Linked DNA regions of Homo sapiens: all the other regions are linked to region 2. A link is a contact called in ENCODE Hi-C data. All regions are on one chromosome and are shown on one strand. The core of a region is the stretch at or near the end of the contact, and the rest is flanking DNA. Distances in the headings are between cores, read along the strand shown.

Region 1 (3,288 bases), core at 576-3,075, 4.8 Mb after region 2:
CTTTAAACAAAATCCTTCAATTATGGGCAGAGGAAGGGTTCTCTAGAATACCTTTCAATTTGGTCCTTCTGGTCAATCCTGGAAAGCTGTATACGTAGATGAGAGGTTTTAGCTTCCGGTCAGAAAAAGCCACAACTTCACAGGGGATGTTAGTTGCCATGACGCCCACAATTCCATTACTACACTGCAGTACAGTCTTTTTCTTGGTTTCAATATTAATAAATATTACATAATTCCCACAAGGGTAGCAAATGGTGTTGTCGTTGACAAAATGAACATTCTGCTTAGGGAATCCTTGCACCCATCTTTGGGAAAAGATATGTCAACATCAATATAATACATTTCAAATACTTTTTTTTTTTTAACAAAGCAAAGGGTCATCAAAATCTTTGAAACATTTCTATTTTCATGTCCTTTCTGCCCCCAATTTCTAAGATAAAAGAACACACATGCTGGCTGTGAGATCCATTTGAGTCAATGAATTATAGAAATTTAAATGTAGACCTAAAGTTCCGTAGGTCTCCCAGGCCTTCTTCAGATAACTTTTTCAGCAAAGGAAACTCTCTGACCAAACCTGAGAAAGTCTCAGAAGGACTTCTGGGGTCTTCTATACTTGGAAGACAAAAAGTGAAAATAACAGAGAAAAGAGCTTGATCTCAACACAGTGGCATCCTGGGCCATTCTTTTATAATTAGTTTGATTTTTTTAAATAAACTTTAAAAAACAACTTTGCATAGGACAGCCTGCTTTGTGGTTGTTAGCAGAGTAGGAAAATTGCTTATTTACACAGATGAAGAGTATGTGGCCATATTTTAGATTTAAAAATACAGATAAACGTAGAAAATAAAAGGAATGAAGTCGACGTGAATGAAAGGCTAGCACACAAAAAGAACATACTCTCAAGTAAGGAGTGCGTGCTAGGTGTATGCTAGAAAGGAGAGGAGATGAAGGAGATTCTATTTTTATTTAAATATTAAAGGTATGCTTGAAGATGGTGGAAAAGGCAAGTGAAGGACACTGGTTTGGTGAGAAACCTCGAGACATTAGAGTGTCCAGGACTAGCAGGGGATGCTGTATAGAGTGGAGGTGGGGGCTGGGAGGAACACTCTAGAATGTAGGGGAAAAAATGCCACCTATATCTGCGCAGTGCTTGATGCTTTTCAAAGGCTACTATAAATGCAAATAAATCCAAAGCTAGTGGATAGGAGTTAGAAGGAAAGGATTCAGGGACCTAACTTTGGGGAAAATCACCAAAGGTAGCAAGGACGGGATCCGGGCTGTCGCCAGGTGGAGGGGGAGGGGGATGTGATCAGAAGACCCGGATCACTAGCGGGAATCCTGAGCTAGAAGGAAGAGATGAAGGGTGCAGGGGACGTTGCTGGGTAAGAGACGGAGGGTCAGGGTCGCAGAATAAGGAGTGGGAAAGACAACTGGGGACGGGGTCAAGGAACAAGGGGATGGGGAGCGGACAGGGGAGGTCACACGGGGAGGGAGGCTGAGGGAAGGCACTGGGGGCAGAGGGGAAGAGGTCGAAGCTGCGGGGAAAGCCGCCCTAAGGAACCGGAGGGAGAGGAGGGAGGAGGGGACTTGGGGCAGGAGGTTCCGCGAGACCCAGATCGGTCGCGGGGCCGTGAACACCGCACCTCACGGACAAGGACGCGCCGCCGGCGGAGTGGGGGCCTTCGTCGCGCTCCCGGCCTTGCGCCATGGGCAGTGTTTTCCTCAGGCGGGAGCAGGCAGCGCACGCAGCACCCCAGGGCGGGTCGGTTACCTTTCCGCCGCCGCGGGGCTGCGGGCCGCGACGCCGCTGCTGTGTACACCCGTATCCCGGAGACCGTAAGCCCCGCGCCCATTGGCTCTGCGCTTTGGCCCGCTCCCTTCTGAGCCGAGCAGATTGGTGGAAGGTCTGCCGCTCTCGGCCAATGGGTGAGCGGCAAGCCAAGCGAGGGGCGGGCCCCTTGCTGTTCAAAGTGTGGTCTGTTTACCAGCAACATTGGTGCTACCTGGGAAGCTTGTTATAAATGCAGAAACTTGGCTCCCACACCAGATCTACTCAATCAGAATCTGCATTTTAACAAATTTCCCCAGGTCCGGGCCAATAATTGCAAGTAAGACTCATGCCTACAATCTCCGCGCTTTCGAAGGTCAGAGCGGGAGGATCGCTTGAGGCTAGGAGTTGAAGACCAGCCTGGAAGACATAGCGAAACCTGCCGCGCCCGTGCCGCATCTCTACAAAAAAATTTAAAAAGCAGCCGGGCATGGTGGTGCACGCCTGTAGTCCCAGCTACTTGGGAGACTGAAGTGGGAGGATCGCTTGAGCCCAGGAGTTCAAGGCTGCGGTGAGCTGGGATGACGCCACAGCACTCCAGCCTGGGCGACAGAGCGAGACCTGTCTCTAAATAAATAATTATTTTTAAAAATCAATAAATTTCTAAACAGACTTTCATTTAGAGTGCTGACTGTGCCAAACATTGTTGCAACGTCTTCACATCTCCCATCAGCCCCATTTTACAGATAAGTAACGTGAGGAAAAGAGAAGCACATAATTTGTCCATGGCTACAAAGTTGAGTGGGACTTTATTTATTTATATTATTTATTTATTTATTTTTGAGATAGGGTCTCACTCCGTTGCCCAGGCTGGAGGGCAGTGGCTTGATCTTGGCTCACTGCAACCTCCATCTCCTGGGTTCAAGCGATTCTCCTGCCTCAGCCTCCCAAGTAGCTGAGATTACAGGCACGTGCTACCATGCCCAGCTAATTTTTTGTATTTTTAGTAGAGACGGGTTTTCACCATGATGACCAGGCTGGTTTCAAATTCTTGACCTCAAGTGATTCGCCCGCCTTGGCCTCCCAGAGTGCTGCGATTACAGGCGTGAGCCACCTTGCCCAGCCCTGAGTGGGACTTAAACGCAGGTCTAGCTAATTTAGAGCTCCAAGCCCTTAAGTACCATATAACACTTTGAAATGTACCCTCTTGCTTCCTCAGGGAAGCAGACAGCTCTGGAAGTAACCTGATTGAATGGTCGGCAGCTTGTCATTCCTTCTTCTCTCCCATACCTTCCCTTAGACTCCCTCCCTTACCCTTCTTCCTTTCCCTTCAGTCGTCTTCCCTTCTCTACCCTTCCCTTCCTTTCTTTAGGTCTTTCCTTCCTGTCTTGCTTTCTTCTCTCCATTTCTTTCACAAATATTTACAGAGCATCCCGCATGCATTCATGCATGTGCTAGTCACTTGGAAAAAATAGAAAAACAAATAAAGTTTCTTCCTTCTTGGAACTTAGAGACTGGTG
Region 2 (3,106 bases), core at 382-2,881:
AACAAACCATCACTTTTCAATGGATTTTTCCTTACCCCTCCCCATACTCCTTAGTGAAGACTTTTTTTTTTTTTTGAGAAAGAGTCTCGCTCTGTCGCCCAGCCTGGAGTGCAATGGCACGATCTCGGCTCACTGCAACCTCCGTCTCCCGGGTTTAAGCAATTCTTCTGCCTCAGCCTCCCGAGTACCTGGGACTATAGGCGGCCAACACCACGCCCGGATACTTTTTTGTATTTTTAGTAGAGATGGGGTTTCACCGTGTTAGCCACGATGGTCTCATCTCCTGACCTCGTGATCCGCCCGTCTCAGCCTCCCAAAGTGCTGGGATTACAGGCCTGAGCCACCGCGCCCGGCCGACTTTTTTTTTTTTTTTTTAACAAATGCTATGCACAGACAAAACGTTATCTATGAGAAACCTGATTCTGAGCGTCCTTCATGTCACACTCTGCTACAAAATGATTCCACCTTCTCTTTCCACAATTTCTAGTCCTTTTATTCTAAGTCTATTACCTAGCATAAGACTTTATCCTACCCATTTTCATCTCTCTGGCTGGTCTTTGCACGTGGCAAAATCCAAATGGAGAAAATAAGTGTCTGTGGGGCTTCAAACATCCAAATGATAGTGAGAAGAATAACAAATTCATCAGAGAGGGTTAGGGGTAAAAAATTTGAGAGGCACTCCAATATAAATCTTCTTGGCAGATGGGGAAACTGAGGCCCATGCTCTGAGCTGTCCAAGGTACAGAAGAGAATCACTTGAATCAAGAAATGAAGATAGGATGTGTGGAAAGTAAGCTTCTACCATCCATACTTCTCTCCACTCCTTTCCACCATCTCTACCCATTCCTACCACATCTGTGACGGCCAGAACCATCTCCCCAGACCCCCCGGGGGCAGCATTAACCTGTCTCAAAGCATTGTGTAACACCAGCAGATTTTTAAATCCTTAAGGGCAAAATCAAGCCTCAGTCTCCCCCTACAAAGCTTAATAAGGTGGCTGATTGATACTCGGTGGTCACTCAAATATTTACCGACTCAGAACAGAGCTTTCTAGCGTTAAAAGTTCTCCTTTACCCATTTCCTAGCAACCAGAACCCTAAGCCTATCAGGCTTCCTATTTTTCTACCTCTCTCTACAAGCTCCGGCAGCCTCATTTCTTAGGAGGATGCAGTATAAAGAAGGCAGAATGGGGAATCGGAAAGACTGAGTTTGTGTCTTGGCTGCTACACCTGGTTTGTGCGGCCTCGGACACATCGCCCCTTTCCAGGGACTCCACACCTGCATCTGTAAAATGGGCAGGTTTTAGGAAGCCTTCGTGGATCCAGCCTCCTCTCCGGCGCCGCCCTCTTCAGGCAGCGCCACACTGGGCCTCGGCTTCTCCCACAGTCTCCACGACCTGGGTTGGGTCCGCTCCACTCCCCGAGCTGCTCACACTCCAGAGCACTACATCCTTACCTCCCACTCCCAGGTTGACCTTGCGGGGGTCCGGATCCTCCCTGAAGTCGGCAGTGAGCTTGAAGACCAGGACAGGCTGGGCCTGCGGAACCTCGGCAAAGACTGACGGAGGTGCCATATCGAGAGACTAGGAATCAAGAGATTTCACCCCACGCCCGGAGCTGGCAGGTCAGGTCTGGCCGTTGCGACTGGAGGAGACACTCACCTTCACCTAGCCGGCGGGGGCGGGCCCGCGGCCTCCAATGGTCGAGCCGCGTCCAAAGCTTGGCAACGCGATTAACCAATCGCCAGCTTCTGACGACGAAGGCACAGGGGAGAAGGAACGCTATTAGCCAATCCAAGAAAACAATTTATCGGCTGCCGAGAATGATGCAACCAATGCAATTTCCTCCGGCTGAGGCGTGGGCGAAGACTACGGTTGATTGGTAGAGCGTGCTCCTATCGCAGAGGCTGTTATTCCTTGGGTCTCCCGGCTGAGGGGAGGAGCCGAGCGAGCGGCGGGTGTCCCTGAGAGGCCACCTTTCGACCTTCGAGGGCCAGGAGGATACGGGGAGGTGGCCGGAGGGAGTTCCCGAACACAGGTCTTCCTGTTCCCGCCGAGCAGGTGTTGGCGGTGCCAGGCCCGGCCTGGCGGGCCCGGGCTGGCAGCCAAATACCCAGCGTCTGTGCTCGGGACGGGAGTGTTCGTCCAGGACGTGCAGCTCCGGAGCCTGCGCGGGCGACCTTGACCACCTTTGTCGGCTGTTTCCCCCTGAGGGAAGTATACCTGTCCTGCCAGCCTTGGTCTCTGGCAGGGAAGGTCCTTCCAACAGAGAGGGGTGCGCACGAATTCCTTTTTGCCGCTCTTCTATTAATAGTTTGAGATTTTCCTCCCCGATTCCTTGCAGAGAGGGCCTGGTCCTCAAGGACCTCGGGATCTGGGCGCGACGTCCCTTCCCAGCTTCCTCCCGCGCGCACCGGACCAGATCTTGCTGTCGTCAGCTGGCTGGTACCCAAAGTTCCTCTTCGTCAGGCTGTTCCTTCCCCGTTAGAGTCCTTCCTCCCCAGGAGCCCTCTCCATCTGCTGACCTTCAAGACCCAGAGCGAATGCCACTTCATCCATGAAGCCTTCCCTTAACCCTTATCTGGCCAAAATGTCTCTTTCCTGTGCTTCTGTACTTTCACAATTTTAGAAAATGCCTTTGTGGTTAAAAACCTATCTCCGGGACCGGACTATCTAGGTTTAGATTCTGGCTGCCGCTTACGAATTTGGGCAGGTTTAGTCAAGTTATTTTAACCTCTCTGTGGAAGTTCCTGCTCTGTGGAAATAATAGTATTTTCCTCAGAGTTGGTGTGGGGAGTTTGTGAGTTAATACATTTACGAAGTGGTTAGTTGCATGTAAGAAGGACTCTCTAAATGTCAGCTATTATTAACATTGCATATCTGCCACACCCTTCATAGATGGTAAACTGCTTTTTTTTTTTTTTTTACTTTTATTTTAGGTTCGGGATACATGCACAGGTTTGTTTTATAGATAAATTGCTTGTCATGTGGGTTTGTTGTACAAATTATTTTGTCACCCAGATAGTAAGCATAGTACTTGACAGGTATTTTTTCTGATCCTCTCCCTCCTCCCACCCTCTAGCCTCAAGTAGGTCCCAGTGTCTGTTG
Region 3 (3,459 bases), core at 4-2,503, 4.8 Mb after region 2:
CCTCGGCCTCCCAAAGTGGCATGAGCCACCGTACCCGTCCACAATCTAACTTTATAACTGCTCACAGGAAATACCCACTCAGTTACCCTGTTGTGTGATTTCATGAGATGCTCTCTTGTTGCTTGTCTTCTGGTTTCTTAGTTGAGAAGCTTTCAATTCCTCCTTCTTTCATTTCCATCATCAACTTAATTTCACATTCTCTCTATTGTTGGCCCTGAAGACCAGACGCACATTACCCGAAAGCTGGGTGGCTGGGCAGACTCCTATTTGGTCTCCCTGTCTCTAACCCCTTCAAATCCTTCCTATCAAATCCCATGTTGGGCACATAGGTGGTGTCCCATTTATGTAATTAAATACTGTGTAGGCTGCATCAGTCAATTCTGCCTACAAGGTTGATGAGTAATAGGTAAGAGCCCCACTGAGAAATAGAAATGCCATCTTCCACACATTTCCATAGCCCACTGGGTTGCTCACTATTCAATTTTTATTATCACATCACCACCACGAGAAGGTAGGTCGGAGAGCAATCATTTCATTCTATAGATGATGCAACTAAGGTCCCGAGGTTAAGTGAGGCCTTAAGGTGCTGGCAGAAAGATCACACCCAGCGCACTGCTCTTACCATTGGAATCAGGGCTGTCGGTCCGCTCCAATTGTCTGGTTTCCTGAACTTATTTTCAAGTTCGCCATTGAGAGAAACCTCCGAATGACTAATTCTTAAATTTAAGGGTGCATAATAATCACCTATGGCTCACCGCTGCATTTCCGATTCAGCAGGCTGGGGTGGGTAGCGAAGTCTGTATTTCAAATGAGCCCCTCAACCCAGGTGACGCAGGCGGTGTGGGGACCGCATCCGGAGGGCGACCTGGAGCCGACTGACTTCACAAAGGCCTCCTGCCGCAAACCTTCAGCGGCCACCAAAGCCCCGGCTGCCGGCGGCGGACCACCTCTGCTGCCGCGCGCCTACCGGAGCCGCTTGGCCCTAGTGCTTTCCAGCGGATTTCCCCTCAGGTGCGGAGCCGGGTGCCGGGGTCCCACAGCCAACCACTACCGGTTCCTCTTTCGTCAGCCACCGGCGCCGGCAGGACCCGCGAATCCCGATCTCCAGGAGCCTGTAAGGAGGCCGCCCATTGGCTCAGCCGCACTGCTGGGCAGGTACTTCCAAAGCTTTGAGGATTGGCTGATGCTCTGGGCGCCGGGGCTAGTTGGCGGGTAGGATCACGTGCGAGGGGCAGGCCCCGTCTAGGCCCCGCCTCCTTGCTGCTGCTGCCGCCGCCAATCCTGGTCCGGTTGCCCGAGTTCCCGGAGGTCTCTCGCGGGACCTCTCTCACCGCCACCGGTGGGTCCGTTCGGCCTGCGTTGTATTGGAAGGGAAGAGGGGTTTGAGGTCAATTCTGTTTCCTGGGGTTTTCACGAATTTCGGGGCCCACAGTAGGCTTGCCAACTTTAACTTTTGCCTAACACTTTACGAGAAATCCTATTTAGCCTTGGCCACTGTTGCATCAAAGAATTTCACATCCAACAAAGTGCAGCCTAAGAATAAAGAACAGGTCTTTAAACCGCATACCTTTAATTAAGGTGTTCTTATTTTTTCTGATTTGGCTGGAAACAGGCAGAGACCACCCCAGATAACCAGTTCTCAGCCTTGCGTGGGACACCACGAGTCCCACGTGTTTACGTGTTTAAGGCACTGGCAAGCAGGGGAATTTGGTTTCTGGGAATGTGCTGTCTTTGTGAAAACTGTGAAAAGTCTTCCCTGCTACATTGAAATAATCATAAAATAATAATAGCTAATGTTGAACACTTACTATGTATCAGACACATGCTAAGCATTCAATATTTCTCATCCAGTTTCTGAATGAAACCTTCGCAAACCACATAATGTACTGGTACTATTAGCTACGAATTACATATAAGAACACCCGAAAGTTGTTGTCATTTGCCCAAGGTCACCCAGCTAATAAATATTGAAGAGATTCGAATCTAGCCTGAACTCTTACAGTAAGACCGTTCGTGAGATGAATTTATATGTGCTATTTTTCCAGTCTCTTTATCCAACAGCTCTGACAGAGGATAGTATCTACCTTTTTTTTTTTTTTTTGAGACGGAGTCTCGCTGTTCTGCCCAGGCCGGACTGCAGTGGCGCGATCTCGGCTCACTGCAAGCTCCGCCTCCCGGGTTCACGCCATTCTCCTGCCTCAGCCTCCCAAGTAGCTGGGACTACAGGCGCCCGCCACCGCGCCCGGCTAATTTTTTGTATTTTTAGTAGAGACGGGGTTTCACCGTGTTAGCCAGGATGGTCTCGATCTCTTGACCTCGTGATCCGCCCGCCTCAGCCTCCCAAATCGCTGGGATTACAGGCGTGAGCCACCGCGCCCGGCCTGTATCTGCCTTTTTGACCACACCATTATTCGTGGGATTTAACAGGAGTTAATGAGTTAATAATGTTCCTTTTCCAAACTCAGTGGTTTTGATTTTACAAATTATTTGACTTTTCCTGATTTCAGGATCTTGACAATTTGCCTTTACTTATTCAAATGTTATTATACCAAATATTTATTTAAAAAGTTTTTTTTTTCTTTGATTCCTCAAGTTGTAGAGAGAAATAGGGATAGGGAAGCAGAATCAAGTAGTTAAAAAGATAGCCTCATTTGACCCTGATTTCCCAATTGGGAATATGAAATTTTTCCTGAATATAAGCACATTTGAGAATAGAACCTTTTACCTAACGTATCTCACTTTTTGAACTCATTGGACAATAAGGGAACACCCAGTAATATAATCTTTCATATAAATTAGGCTTCTAACTTATTAAGAGGAATGTACTCCAGTCCAGTTTCTGCTACTATCAAGAGATGGCGTGACAAAAAATTTTGAAAAGTTGCCGAATGCAAACCACAGTTCCTCTTCTCAAAACAAATGCATGTAAATAGAGTGTAAGCTATTTCTTTGGTGGCATTATTTTCCTAGAAGGCTTAAGTCGTTAATCACCCATGACCGAAGATCCAAACATTTTCAAAGCAGATCCGATCATATTTCAGGTGGCTGAAAATGGATTTGGAGTAGGTTTAATATGGTCTACTTACAATTTGTTTCATGATTGAGTGGGTCAGTATAATAAAGGTATAAACATGAAATAACATAGAAGGAAAGTTTGCAAAGAGGATTTCAAAGAAGTACCTGTTGGGTATTCAAAAGAAAGTAGGGATAAGCTTAAGGTTAAAATCTTTCTAGGGAAAGTATAGTGTTCAGAGGTAAGATTAAAAACCACATTACTGAAATGGAGTCTGCAGCATTCAGCCCATTCAATTGGCATTAAACTGGTAACTGGTGAAATAAGTATTGTGAGTTGAACTTTAATTCTAATATGCTTGGCAAAGCCGAATCACAGTGTGCTTCATCTTTGTGGATACAAAATTGGAATGCACTCTGCTATTTAAAATGTGTTCTTACTCACTA
Region 4 (3,185 bases), core at 238-2,737, 3.4 Mb before region 2:
TAGAAGCGATAAATACAGTCTACTTCTTATACTAATGATTATAGTCTGTGCCCCATTTTTCTGAAAGTGTTCTTAAATAGGCCCTGGACAGTTATTTAGAAGCCAAATTATTATAAAGTTGTTTAATAGTCATGAAATGGAACCCAAGGATGTAGACACTATTTAAATGCCATTAAAAATGGCATGAAGCTTTTAGCCTGATGTGTCTACCTTCACTCTAGAGGACCCTGCAACTGAGAGACAGGCCAGGGCAGCCTTCTCCCTGGACTATGTCGGGTTAGGCCGGGATCTGCCAACTTCAGCTTCTGAGTTTCCCTTTTCTTGCCTTTGGTTCCTGCGGGCCTGCTCTCCTGGGTATAAGCATCGTCTATGGATAGGGTACGGCTCATATACATGTCTGCTGATGATCTTCAAATGAAGATGCCACCCAGAATCACATAAAATGTATTTATCACTTTGTAGTAGTTCTTTATCATCATGTATCTTTTTGGACAAAGGATTCAAAGTAAAAGGGGTGAAGTTTTAAAAATATTTACGTTTTACTATTAAGAGATTGATCTCCAGTCTCAGAAAAGTGGACAGTCTCACTGTCCTAGGGTTACCATCCACCTCTTTTGTGATAATCCACCAAAGAGGTTAAAATACAATTGATTAGGTTTCCTCTAATCACATTTCAGCCCCCATATCACCTCAATTGACGTCGGAGTGTTCTCACAGTTTTGCAGTTTCCTGATTTACGAGCACAGATGGTTAATTACATCCACCATGGGTTTGACAAGCAAGGTTACTAGAAGTAATCTTAAATGTCTTCATTCAAAGCTCTTGGGAATCCCTACAGCAACGAAAATAAGGAGGGGGAAGAGATTAATTAGGTTTCTAGAAGAAAGGTGGAGTTTGAGGTGGAACTTAAAAAAAGAGCATAATTTCACAGGAAAAAAAAAACGCTTCAGGGGCTGCAGAAACAGCTAAAGCACATTTGGAGGGCCTGATGATCCACGGAGCAGCCCCTGGGATGGAAGCGGTTGGTGCAACGTGAAGTAAGGTAAACCGAATCCATGCCGTGAAGACTTTTAAACGCCAAACTGAGGCGTCGGAACTTTGCTCCGCGGGCATCGAGGAGCCATCGAAGGTTCTCAGCAGGTGAGTGGCCTAACTGGATTGGTCACTGCAGTGATCCACCTTACAATTTCTCCGGCGCTCTCTGCCGACCTCAGCCGGCGATCAGGCCGGCTTCGCAGTAGGTGGCGGCTGAGCGCCCCGGCAACCGAAGCGCCAGGCCAGCCCAGGCCACGCCGCGCCGTGCGGGATGCTGACCGTACCCAGGCGGGAGCCGCCGCGCCGCCGCCTGGCGCTGCACCTGGGCCCGGCCCGGCCGCCAATTGGACGGCTCGGGGCGACCCCGCTGTATCGCGAGACGAGATTGGCAGCGGCGGGGCCTCAAGTGCCCCCGCGCTGGCTTTGTATGCGGAGCCGCCTGCCGGTCCTTTAACAATGGGCGGCGCGAGCGTCCAGGCGCTGGGCTCTAGCTGAGGCCGGCGCTTAGCGGCCCACTGTCCGCAGCATGAGCGGGGCCGGCGTCCGCCGCACGACGGCGGGGCTGGGGCTGTGAGGGCCGCGGTTCCGGGTAAGGGAGCCAGCGTGGGGCCGGGCGGCCCGGCAGGCCTGGGGTAGGCGTGGGGCAGCGGACCCTCCCGGGGTGAGGCGCAGAGCCTGGCTGGCCCGGCCTTTTGTTCCCCTTTCTGAGGCCGCGCGGAACGTGCGTTTCTCGGGGCTCCCGGGGAGGAGCAGGCTCCCGACGTCCATGCGGAGACCCGCGGCCAGGCAGACGCTCACCCCCGGGCTTTGCCATGGGAGCGTTTCCCCTCAGCGGGGCTATGAGCGTGTCACCTCTCCCCGCTCCTCAGGGAGGGCGGGAGAACTCCAGCCCCGGACGCAGGGAGCCCCAGCCGGGCCTCCCCCAGCTCTTCCCGAGCTCGCACCTGGCTCCGCGCTTTGGCAACTCAGGGCCCGAGTGGATCCCCTTTTGCCCGACACATAGTCGAGCAGTGAGTCTCAGAGTCCTTCGGCTCTTCCTGCGGGGGCAGACCCGGCTTCGCGTGTGGCGTTGGGGGAAACGACTCGGGTCGGGCTGGGTTGAGGAAGAGTCAAGTGAAGATGAGCAGCCACACCGGGTGGCCTGAGGTCACACCCCCCGGGGAGGGGGCGCAGAGGGTCGCGGGGGAGCCGGCAGTGACCGCGCCTGGGGTGTGTCTTACAGACTCGAGTTGCCGCGTCGGGCTGGGCGCGCCGCCGGGTCCCATGGAGCTGGAGGGGCAGTGGTGGCGAGGACAGCTGGCCGCCGATATTCACCAAGCGCTTCGCTACAAGGTAACTCCGAGGCCCGGCCTGCCTTCTCCTTCTGTGTGTCGCGCCAGTTGTTCTGAATCTCGGCTCTCTAGAAGGTCTAGTCAGGTTCTTTACTCACTATCTTCCGGGCCAGAAAAGGCGAGTTTGCTCATTTGCTCAAGGTTAATTAACTTCTTGGCTCCTTCTCTGGGATGTATCAAAAGAACCTGCAACCTGAATGAGTAGGGAGATGGTAGTTGGGCCAGGGAAGGTGGAAAGGGGCGTTCTGGCTTCCAGGTGGGTCATGAATTTGATCTTGTATTTTAAAAGATATATACACTGAATTTTTGTTGGGCAGAACAGCCCTCTTTGTTCGAGAGTTGCCGTTGCATGCAGCCAGTTTAAGTCGCTTTTGTACATAAATTCCTCAGCCTTTCCGCTAACTTGCCGTGAGACGTGGACAAGTGAAATTTCTGTTTCTTGATTTCCTCATCTGTAAAATGAGGAATAATGAGTGTGCCTTATGATTCTGGCGATTGTGAAACTTAAGTTAGTACCGTACATGTGCTTAGAAACTGCTCTTGGTATATAGTAAGCACTAAGTGATAACTTCTTATCACTTACCCCTCAGGATTTGGGCTGTTCAAAAGCCCTAAAGTGGAGGGAGTTGGCTGCCCCTTCCTGCTGATATCAAAGGCAGAAAGTAGACTTAATAGATATTGGAAAAAAATACTTTTCCAACACAAAGCAAAGTCTGTGTATTGTTGCTATTAAGTAACGGTTTTACTCTGCATGTGGCAAGGCAGATTAATGAGACATTTCTGCCTCTTCGATAACCAAAAGAGAGACCAGATCCAAAA

The links. Hi-C counts contacts between places; a loop is a spot of excess contacts on that map. Pooled maps may share reads with other maps.
Region 1: a pooled map shows a loop between it and region 2 (34-fold over the local background). The contact joins the promoter of CFAP43 here to the promoter of GOT1 in region 2. A Hi-C loop is called at or near these places in 5 of 50 pooled maps.
Region 3: a loop to region 2 is called in a pooled map, with 12 times the contacts of the local background. The contact joins the promoter of GSTO2 here to the promoter of GOT1 in region 2. A Hi-C loop is called at or near these places in 5 of 50 pooled maps.
Region 4: a loop to region 2 is called in a map of CD8-positive, alpha-beta T cell, with 13 times the contacts of the local background. The contact joins the promoter of CCNJ here to the promoter of GOT1 in region 2. A Hi-C loop is called at or near these places in 2 of 168 maps with a recorded cell type or tissue (CD8-positive, alpha-beta T cell and naive thymus-derived CD4-positive, alpha-beta T cell) and 7 of 50 pooled maps.

Annotation. Positions count from the first base shown.
Region 1 is chr10:104,230,539-104,233,826 of GRCh38, forward strand. CFAP43 (cilia and flagella associated protein 43) reads right to left here and starts at 1,826. Exons shown (of 38, transcript NM_025145.7): 1 at 1,644-1,826; 2 at 52-305. The coding sequence starts at 1,708. RefSeq lists an enhancer at 1,653-1,947.
Region 2 is chr10:99,428,993-99,432,098 of GRCh38, forward strand. It overlaps GOT1 (glutamic-oxaloacetic transaminase 1), which reads right to left and starts at 1,632. Exons shown (of 9, transcript NM_002079.3): 1 at 1,456-1,632. The coding sequence starts at 1,573. It overlaps GOT1-DT (GOT1 divergent transcript), which reads left to right and starts at 1,944. Exons shown (of 5, transcript NR_183993.1): 1 at 1,944-2,273. RefSeq lists enhancers at 1,473-1,532, 1,553-1,602, 1,783-2,212.
Region 3 is chr10:104,267,931-104,271,389 of GRCh38, forward strand. It overlaps GSTO2 (glutathione S-transferase omega 2), which reads left to right and starts at 1,254. Exons shown (of 7, transcript NM_183239.2): 1 at 1,254-1,339. MIR4482 (microRNA 4482) reads right to left here and starts at 475; the gene lies at 406-475. It overlaps LOC124902497 (a long non-coding RNA gene), which reads right to left and starts at 987. Exons shown (of 2, transcript XR_007062284.1): 1 at 623-987. RefSeq lists enhancers at 504-563, 574-743, 794-1,133.
Region 4 is chr10:96,042,096-96,045,280 of GRCh38, forward strand. It overlaps CCNJ (cyclin J), which reads left to right and starts at 1,488. Exons shown (of 6, transcript NM_001134375.2): 1 at 1,488-1,624; 2 at 2,258-2,367. The coding sequence starts at 2,299. The region is part of intron 2 of ENTPD1-AS1 (ENTPD1 antisense RNA 1); the gene reads right to left. RefSeq lists silencers at 877-1,071, 1,199-1,768.